Regions from separate parts of the Mus musculus genome. Here region 1 is linked to region 2. The links are chromatin contacts, found by Hi-C or POLR2A ChIA-PET in ENCODE. All regions are on one chromosome and are shown on one strand. The core of a region is the stretch at or near the end of the contact, and the rest is flanking DNA. Distances in the headings are between cores, read along the strand shown. Region 1 holds the start of Atp1a2 (ATPase, Na+/K+ transporting, alpha 2 polypeptide). Region 2 holds the start of Atp1a4 (ATPase, Na+/K+ transporting, alpha 4 polypeptide).

The links. A loop is a pair of places that touch in the nucleus more often than their neighbours do. ChIA-PET counts read pairs that join two places held with the same protein, here RNA polymerase II (POLR2A).
Region 1: a loop to region 2 is called in a map of mouse embryonic stem cell, with 2.0 times the contacts of the local background. The contact joins the promoter of Atp1a2 here to the promoter of Atp1a4 in region 2. A Hi-C loop is called at or near these places in 8 of 37 maps with a recorded cell type or tissue (Patski, adrenal gland, gastrocnemius and 3 more). POLR2A ChIA-PET finds 5 or more read pairs at or near these places in 3 of 5 experiments (Patski and embryonic stem cell).

What each region holds. Positions count from the first base shown.
Region 1 is chr1:172,296,069-172,299,619 of GRCm38, reverse strand. Atp1a2 (ATPase, Na+/K+ transporting, alpha 2 polypeptide) reads left to right here and starts at 1,556. Exons shown (of 23, transcript NM_178405.3): 1 at 1,556-1,739. The coding sequence starts at 1,728.
Region 2 is chr1:172,255,959-172,259,749 of GRCm38, reverse strand. Atp1a4 (ATPase, Na+/K+ transporting, alpha 4 polypeptide) reads left to right here and starts at 1,326. Exons shown (of 23, transcript NM_013734.1): 1 at 1,326-1,395; 2 at 1,690-1,865; 3 at 2,048-2,107. The coding sequence starts at 1,716.

The DNA of each region.
Region 1 (3,551 bases), core at 307-2,806, 40 kb before region 2:
GGACACTGCAGAACTTTATCCCTCTAACTGTTCCTAGTCGGTGGGGGCAGAAAATCTTCTTCTCTCTGTCCCCAGCCTCCATTCTTCAACAAATGAATGATGCCAACACCCCCCCCCGCCCCCAGAGCGGCTGGGCTGGTCATGAGTTATCTGCTCTGTTCCTGTTTCTATTGAGAGTAATGTTGAAGACATCTTCTCAGCTGGAGGTGAAGCCCCCTCCCTCCCCCCAGACCCAACCTCCAGGATCTCCCATGCCATTAAACAGGTCTCTCACAGTGGAGTCTGCCTGACCCCTTCCTCCCAGAAGGAACCAAGGAAGTCCTTGCTCTTTCTAGTCCCACAGAGTTGGTATTTGAGGTGATAATGACTTCCATGCCCTCCTGCTACACCTTCCAGATTTGACTTCTCATACCATTCACCGACCTCCGACTCAGACTCACTCAAAGCTCCCCTGTAGCAGTGAAGGGGAGGCTCATCTGCTTCATACACAGAATGGCAGAAATGCTTCCACGTGCCTGTTGTGCCCGGACTTGGGCGGCCTTCCTGGCTCTTTCATATCTTCTGTCCTTCACCTTCCCAACTGCTTCTAAGTGCGGAGACTCTTGCTTGTCTTGAACACTGGGTTACAGGTGTGTCCACCATTAAAAATCATGTCACAATGTTATAACCAACAACATTCATGTCATCTACAAACCACACTGGACAACTATGAAATCACATTATCCAGAGAGAGAGAGAAAGAGAGAGAGAGAGAGAGAGAGAGAGAGAGAGAGAGAGAGAGAGAGAGAGAGAGAGAGAGAACGAACGTTGGTGGTGGCACATTCTCTTAATCCCAGCAGAGGCAGGGGGATCTCTGAATTTAAGGATTAGCCAGATCTGTAGAGCGATTTCCACAACAGCCAAAGCAACACAGAGAAAACTTGTGTCAAAAAACAAACAAACAAATAAAAAATCGCTACACTGTTACAAAGCATCTCAATGTTTGAAGTAAGGTTAGGATGTATTGGGCCAAATTCCTAGCTATGGTGGTGGTGGGGTGGCGTATGGAGCCCAAGAGCAACAAGTGGGACATGCCTGGTGCAGCATCTCCAGGCTTTGGTTCTGCAAGGAGCTTCAAAAGCAAGAGTCGTCTGATTCTAGTTCTAATTCTTTCTTGGTCACAACGTCCTTGCAGCCCCTTACAGCAGATGGAGCAGGCTGTTGCTTTCTCTGGAAACTTGGATGTGAGCTCAGGGAGATTCTGTCTTATCCAGTAAGATTGCTGAATTCTTATAGCCTTGCTTCCCCACCTGGAAATATAGGCAATTAGTCCCAGGACCATGAGCTGGCTGCTCTCGAGGGGCCACCTCTCCTTTTTCCAGCTACCCCTTCCCCATTCCTTTCCCCTTGCTTCTCTCTTGGTTGTAGCTGCCCATGGGATGGGGAAATGCTAAGAGGAGCTGAGGGGGACAGACCGGGGACAAAACAGGACCATCAGCTGGGCCAGTTGCTAAAGAGGCGGGAGGGGAGGGGAGGAGTCCTCAGGGATCCAGTTTCAACAAACGTTTCTTTCCCCAGAAGGGGAAGGCGGGAGTGAGGGGGAGAGGGACCTATTTAAAGCTACCCTGTTGCTCAGACTGTCTCTGTCTGTCTGCCAGGGTCTCCAGCTGCCCCAGACAGGCGGTGTGGTCTTGGGATCCTCCTGGTGACCTTTCCAGCCTAGGTCCCCTCAGCCACTCTGCCCCAAGATGGGTCGTGGGGTGAGTATCCCTCCAAGATCAGGGGCCACTCTCTGGAGGGTGGAGTAGAAATGGGACGTGGAGAGAGGGGTGAGAGACGCTGACGGACTGCGTGGGATGGTTTGAACTTGGAACTAGTCTCCCGACTGCACATGCATGTGGATTCGTTCCACGGAGCTCATGAGCCTAGGGACTGGCAGGTTCTGCAGCTACCCTGCTCTCTGCCTCTCCCACAACTAGCCTAAGAAACTACCCAAGTGTCCTTCTAGATCTCCCTGCTCTCTGCCCACTCATCCTTACTCCACAAATCCCTCCTCTCGCTCCACAATCCCGAGCTTCCCAGCTGAAGAGATCTTTGACACTGTTAGTTCTCTGCCGTCCTTGTTACCCACTGAAAATATCTATTGCTCTGAGGTCCTTAGCCCAAGAGTACAGGGGCCAGCCTGGGGCTGGGAAGAGCCACCTAGCAGTTGATTACACCAGTTCCCAGAGTTCTTCATGCCAGAGTCAGCTGGGGCAGAGAGAGCAAAGATGTATCCCCAGCCCTCACCCCAGCACCCCTCCGGATGTCCCCATAAGCACTGTCCTGGGCTCCAGGCCATAGGTTTTGGGGACCTTTCCAAAGGCTGCTGAGAACTGCGCCTGCCTATGGCATTGTGAAGCAATGGATTTGCCAGTGAAAAGATTAACAGCCATATCTGGGCGAGCAAGGACAAGGCTTCCAATTCTTGGGAATAAAATCCCCATATGAAGAAAAAGGACCCAATCCCTTTCCATACTGTGCTTGGAAGTTTTCCTCATGTGGAATCCTGGCAAAAGAGGGCACAGAGGGAAAGGGCTTGACAGGCCATTGCAAAATGCAAGGGGGACAGTGCCACAGGGTGCTGTGAGCCAATTTCTGGATCCAAGGAGGAGTCAGGCAAGGACATGTTATTGCACTAAGCTGAACAGCTGGAAAAACTCGAATCCTGGACACCAGAGATCCAGAGCTTGGGTGGGAACTGGAAATAGAAGACCATCGCGCATGTGTGCATACATGCATCTGTGTGTGTGTGTGTGTGTGTGTGTGTGTGTGTGTGTGTGTGTACACGTGTCCACAACCTTACAATAGCGTGTTCCTAGGATAGTGCTGCAGGCTTCCATGGGTGAACCTGCACTATGTTTCAGCAGGAGAATTTGCAAATGAAGGGCCTCTGGGCATACAGGGTGATGGGTGGTGAGTGTAAGGTGAGGGCTGTAAGCCCGCCCTTAGGAACTATCTATGGGCAATGGGTTTCCCCAAGGAAGAGTCATGGTTAAACTGGGACCTTCAGTAATATCGTTCCTGCTCCCCATAGAAAGAGCAGATCCAGCTGAGGGGCAGAACCTCTGAGAGTCCAAGGCCAACCAGGTCAGGCAAGCCCAACCTCCATCTAAGTAGAAAGAAAGAGCAGACAACCCTCCACTCTGCTCTACCCCAGAGTAAGGTAGCCCCAGCTCATAGAGTTCTTTTGACTTGGAAAGTAACTTGACCTTGGCTTCCCCATTCAGAACTTCTCCCCTAGTACCCTTGCTGGGTCCATAACCTGTGGCACCCCTAACCTAGTGGCTGCGCGTGACTCTGCTGGTCTGGTCTGTTTAGCGGAAAAGGCTGGGTTAAGTCTGGGAGCTCAGAGTCCTACCTACAAGGAAAGCCCTGCAGAAAACAATCCCACTCCCCACACTCAACTCTGGGGTCTGCTTCACCTCCATTCCAGTCCACGCCTGTGTGGCTGTGAAGGGCAGCGTGGGAGCTGGGGAGAGGGATCACACTGGTGGGAGGGAGCCAAGCCTCCTCCAGAGGCTGAGGTGGGG
Region 2 (3,791 bases), core at 77-2,576:
GTTATCCTAACCTCAAGCCAAAACTCACTCAGTGATTTTTTTTTATATACAATTTTAATGGAACCCAAGGCATCAAACATTCTTGCACAATGCAATCCAAAATTACAATACTTCCACACCAAGGAATCATGGGATGAGAATATTAGAGGTCATTTTCTTCCTGTTTCTATAAGAACAGAAAAGTTTGTTTGTACAGTGAAAACACCAAATGAGGGAGGGGCAACTCAGCAGTAAAGGAACGCGCTGCCCAAGCCAGAGGGCCTGAGCTCTCAACCTCTGGGACTCACGTGATAAAAGAGAAAGACTCTCACAGGTTGTCCTCTGACCTCCACACAGGCACTGTGCCATGTGCATGCATGGAACACACAGACACACACAGATACACACACACACACACACACACACACAGAGACATGCACACCACAAACTGAGCTACAGTATTTCTGACAACATTTGTTACACCCATACAACAGTGCCAAGTGGGCATGGCGTTTGTTTAGAACCAAAGCTATAGAGAAGCTGCATGACAGAACAGGAGTGGGCACCGGCAGAACCCTGATTCATTACATGCTTGATTTCAAACAAATCTTTTGTTCTTTTACACTGAGAACCTTTTTATTGTTGCCCGCGCACTCACACACGAGTGCACACACATATGGCCATTTAGCCGCACCACCAGTTATAGGGTGGCCACATACAGTTTGAAAAGCTAGGATGTAGAGCACCTCACTTTAATTCTGGCTCTTGCTACTTTACAAGGTAGAAGGCATTATTTTAACAGAACAGGAAAGTACAGAAGCGGGCAGTGAATTTGTACAGTCACACAGATGTTAGATGAGGACTCAGTATTCAGACACAGAGTCCATCTCTAGAAATAAAAAAATAAATACAGTATTGGCCAGTAGCTGGGCCTCAGTAGAGCTGGAAATGTCAGCTCACGGCACTAACCCCGACGCTCAGAGGATGCAGAGACAAGAGAATCAGCACACGTTATAGATCATACCAGTACAGAGCAAATTCTAAACCAATAAGGGCTATGTAGCTAGGCTACACACACACACATTACTGTTTTGATTTGATTGAGCCACCTAACTGGAGTGTCGTCCCTAGCCTCAGAAGTCACAAGACCATGCATGCGAAGACTTCGTTCTAACTTTGCTGTCTGATCTAAATTCTTTGAGCCAACCTGCTCCAGTCACCCTCACCCAGGTGGAGGGAGGTTTGTGCGTTCTTGGTTAGAGCTCTCATGAGCCCATTATGATGCCAGGCCTAGGCTGTCGCCATAGCACCCAGAGGACCCAGGGCTGGGAGCACCAGGCCTGCCCAGAAGCTCACTCTGACCTCGGCTCCCACTGCACTTCCCACCTGCTGAACCCCTGCATCTTCATCATTTAGGTACCTGGGTACCCTTTGTGCCAGTCCCTGCTCTTTACCTCACCCTCTCATTCAGAGTCTAGACTCACTCCACTTGGCGCTTCCTTCTCCAGCTTTACCACTCAGACTTGCTCCCTTCACCTTTCCTTTCCTATGCTTATAGATAGCCCTCTCTACCTTCCCACTCCTTGGCTGACCTTTGCTCTTTCCACCACACTGGCCTCACCACCACCACCCCCAACTCCTCAACTCCTCCCCCCACTCACTCCCCTACCCCCTTAACCCTCTTTTGCTTTCTTTCCACCGGTTGAGCAGAGCCAGCTATACCTAGAGATCATATTATGGAGCCTGGAAAAGAAAAGGAGGTAGAGGCCCCTGGTGAGCTGAATCAGAAACCAAGACCCAGCACCAGGTCCTCAACTACAAATAGACAGCCGAAAATGAAAAGAAGGAAGAAAGATTTAGAAGAGCTGAAGAAGGAAGTGGTTATGGTGAGGATGGCCAAAGCAAACTGCCCTTGAAAGACCCTTCAGCCTTTGCCTGATGGCTTCCACATCCTACCTGGAGAAGAAGCAAAGCACGCTTCCAGGACGGTCCCCTCCAACCCCCTCCTTCCTCCCTGCACATGACCTGAGGTCACCGTCTCACCTTAATAACTCTTCTGTTCCCTCAGGATGATCACAAGCTAACGTTGGATGAGCTGAGTGCCAAGTACTCTGTGGACTTGACCAAGGTAAGAACTGCTTGAAGCAGAACAGAAGTCCTCAGTGACTTGAGGACACTAACCAGGGCAGCGCAGAAGCTGAAAGTGACCCCCACTCTCAACTCCAGATCCAACTGTGTACCTCTTACCCTTAGCCCCGCAAAGCTCCACACAACTCTACTTGGAAAAAATGGTCGCAGTAACTATCTGAGAAAGTTGTGATGGTGTGGATGGTTGGGAATATGCCTTTTGTCTTGTCCTCTAGACCTGTTTATACTCTTAGGATTTATCAAGAACTCCAAAGAGCTTTTGCTTAGGTAAAAAATAATGTTATTGGTATTTGCCATGGTAAAAATTTAAATTGGCAAATTTTAAAAGTATTTCTGAGTTCCTTTATAAAGAGTAGTTGCTGGGAATGTGGCTCAGTGGCAGAGCATCTTCAGCCTGAGTTTGATCCCTAGAGTCATGAAAGAAGAGAAGGAAAAAAAGGCTTATTATAAACTAACAGCAATATTTTTTAACCAATTAACTATTTTTCCAAAAAAAAATTAGTGTCATCTTACATTTTACAAATCTCTTTAATACCTAACTTTATTTTATGTTTGTTTTCTTGAGACAAGGTCTTACTATGTAGCTCTGATTAGCCTGGAACCCACTATTATGTAGATCAGGCTGGCCTTGAACTCATAGAAATCCACCTGCCTCTGCTGGGATTTATGTATGACACTATACCCAGCATTTAATTTCTAGTTTTCTAATAGAAAAATCTGAATTCTCATACCTTTTGATATTAAATCTACTGGGATGTATCATGACATCTTTGGAAAACTTCAAGTGTTATCTTTCTATTAGTGTGACAAAATATCTGAATCTGTGGTGTTTGGACAAGAAGGGTCCCCATAGATTTATATTTGACTACTTTGTCCTCAGTTGGTGGAACTTCTTGGGAAGAATTAGAGGGTGTGGCCTTGTTGGAGGAAGTGTGTTACTGGGGCTCTAAAGTTTTAAAAGTCCAGCCATCCCCAGTAAGCTCTGTCTGTCTGTCTGTCTGTCTGTCTGTCTGTCTGTCTCTGTCTGTCTCTCTCTGTCTGTCTCTCTGTCTCCCTTTCTCTGTGTCTCTCTGTCTGTCTCTCTCTCTCTGCCTTGTATCTGTGGATCAGGATGCAAGCTCACAGCTACAGCCTGCCTGCTGCCATAATCCCTGCCATGATGGTCATGGCTCTAACCATCTGGGACTGTAAGCCCCAACAAACACTTTGTTGTGTACATTGCCTTGGTCATGGTATCTCTTCACAGCAATAGAACAAAGTAACTTAAGACAGAGACAAACAATGTAAAGGAGGAAGGAGTCACTCTGACTTGGAGCTAGGAGGGTTCAGGCCAGGGTCTCTTGGCTCCACTGCTCACACTTCATCTGTGGGGAGGAAGGAAGCCACGTGATGGAACACAGCTGCTGACTTCATGGCAAATAGGGAGATGAGGGGAGAATCCCAACATACCTTTCAAGGGCACCTCCCAGCAGTCTATTTCCTCCCCTGAACTCTCCCGACAGCACCCTCACAACACCACCATCAGCTGGGCGTCAGGTAATTTGGGGAATATCTAAGAGTCAAACCATAACTTTACCATACACTTTTTTTTTTTTTGAGGCAGGGCCTGACTATGTAGATCAGGCTGTCCTGAAATTTGGTGGCCAATCATCCATTCCTCAAGG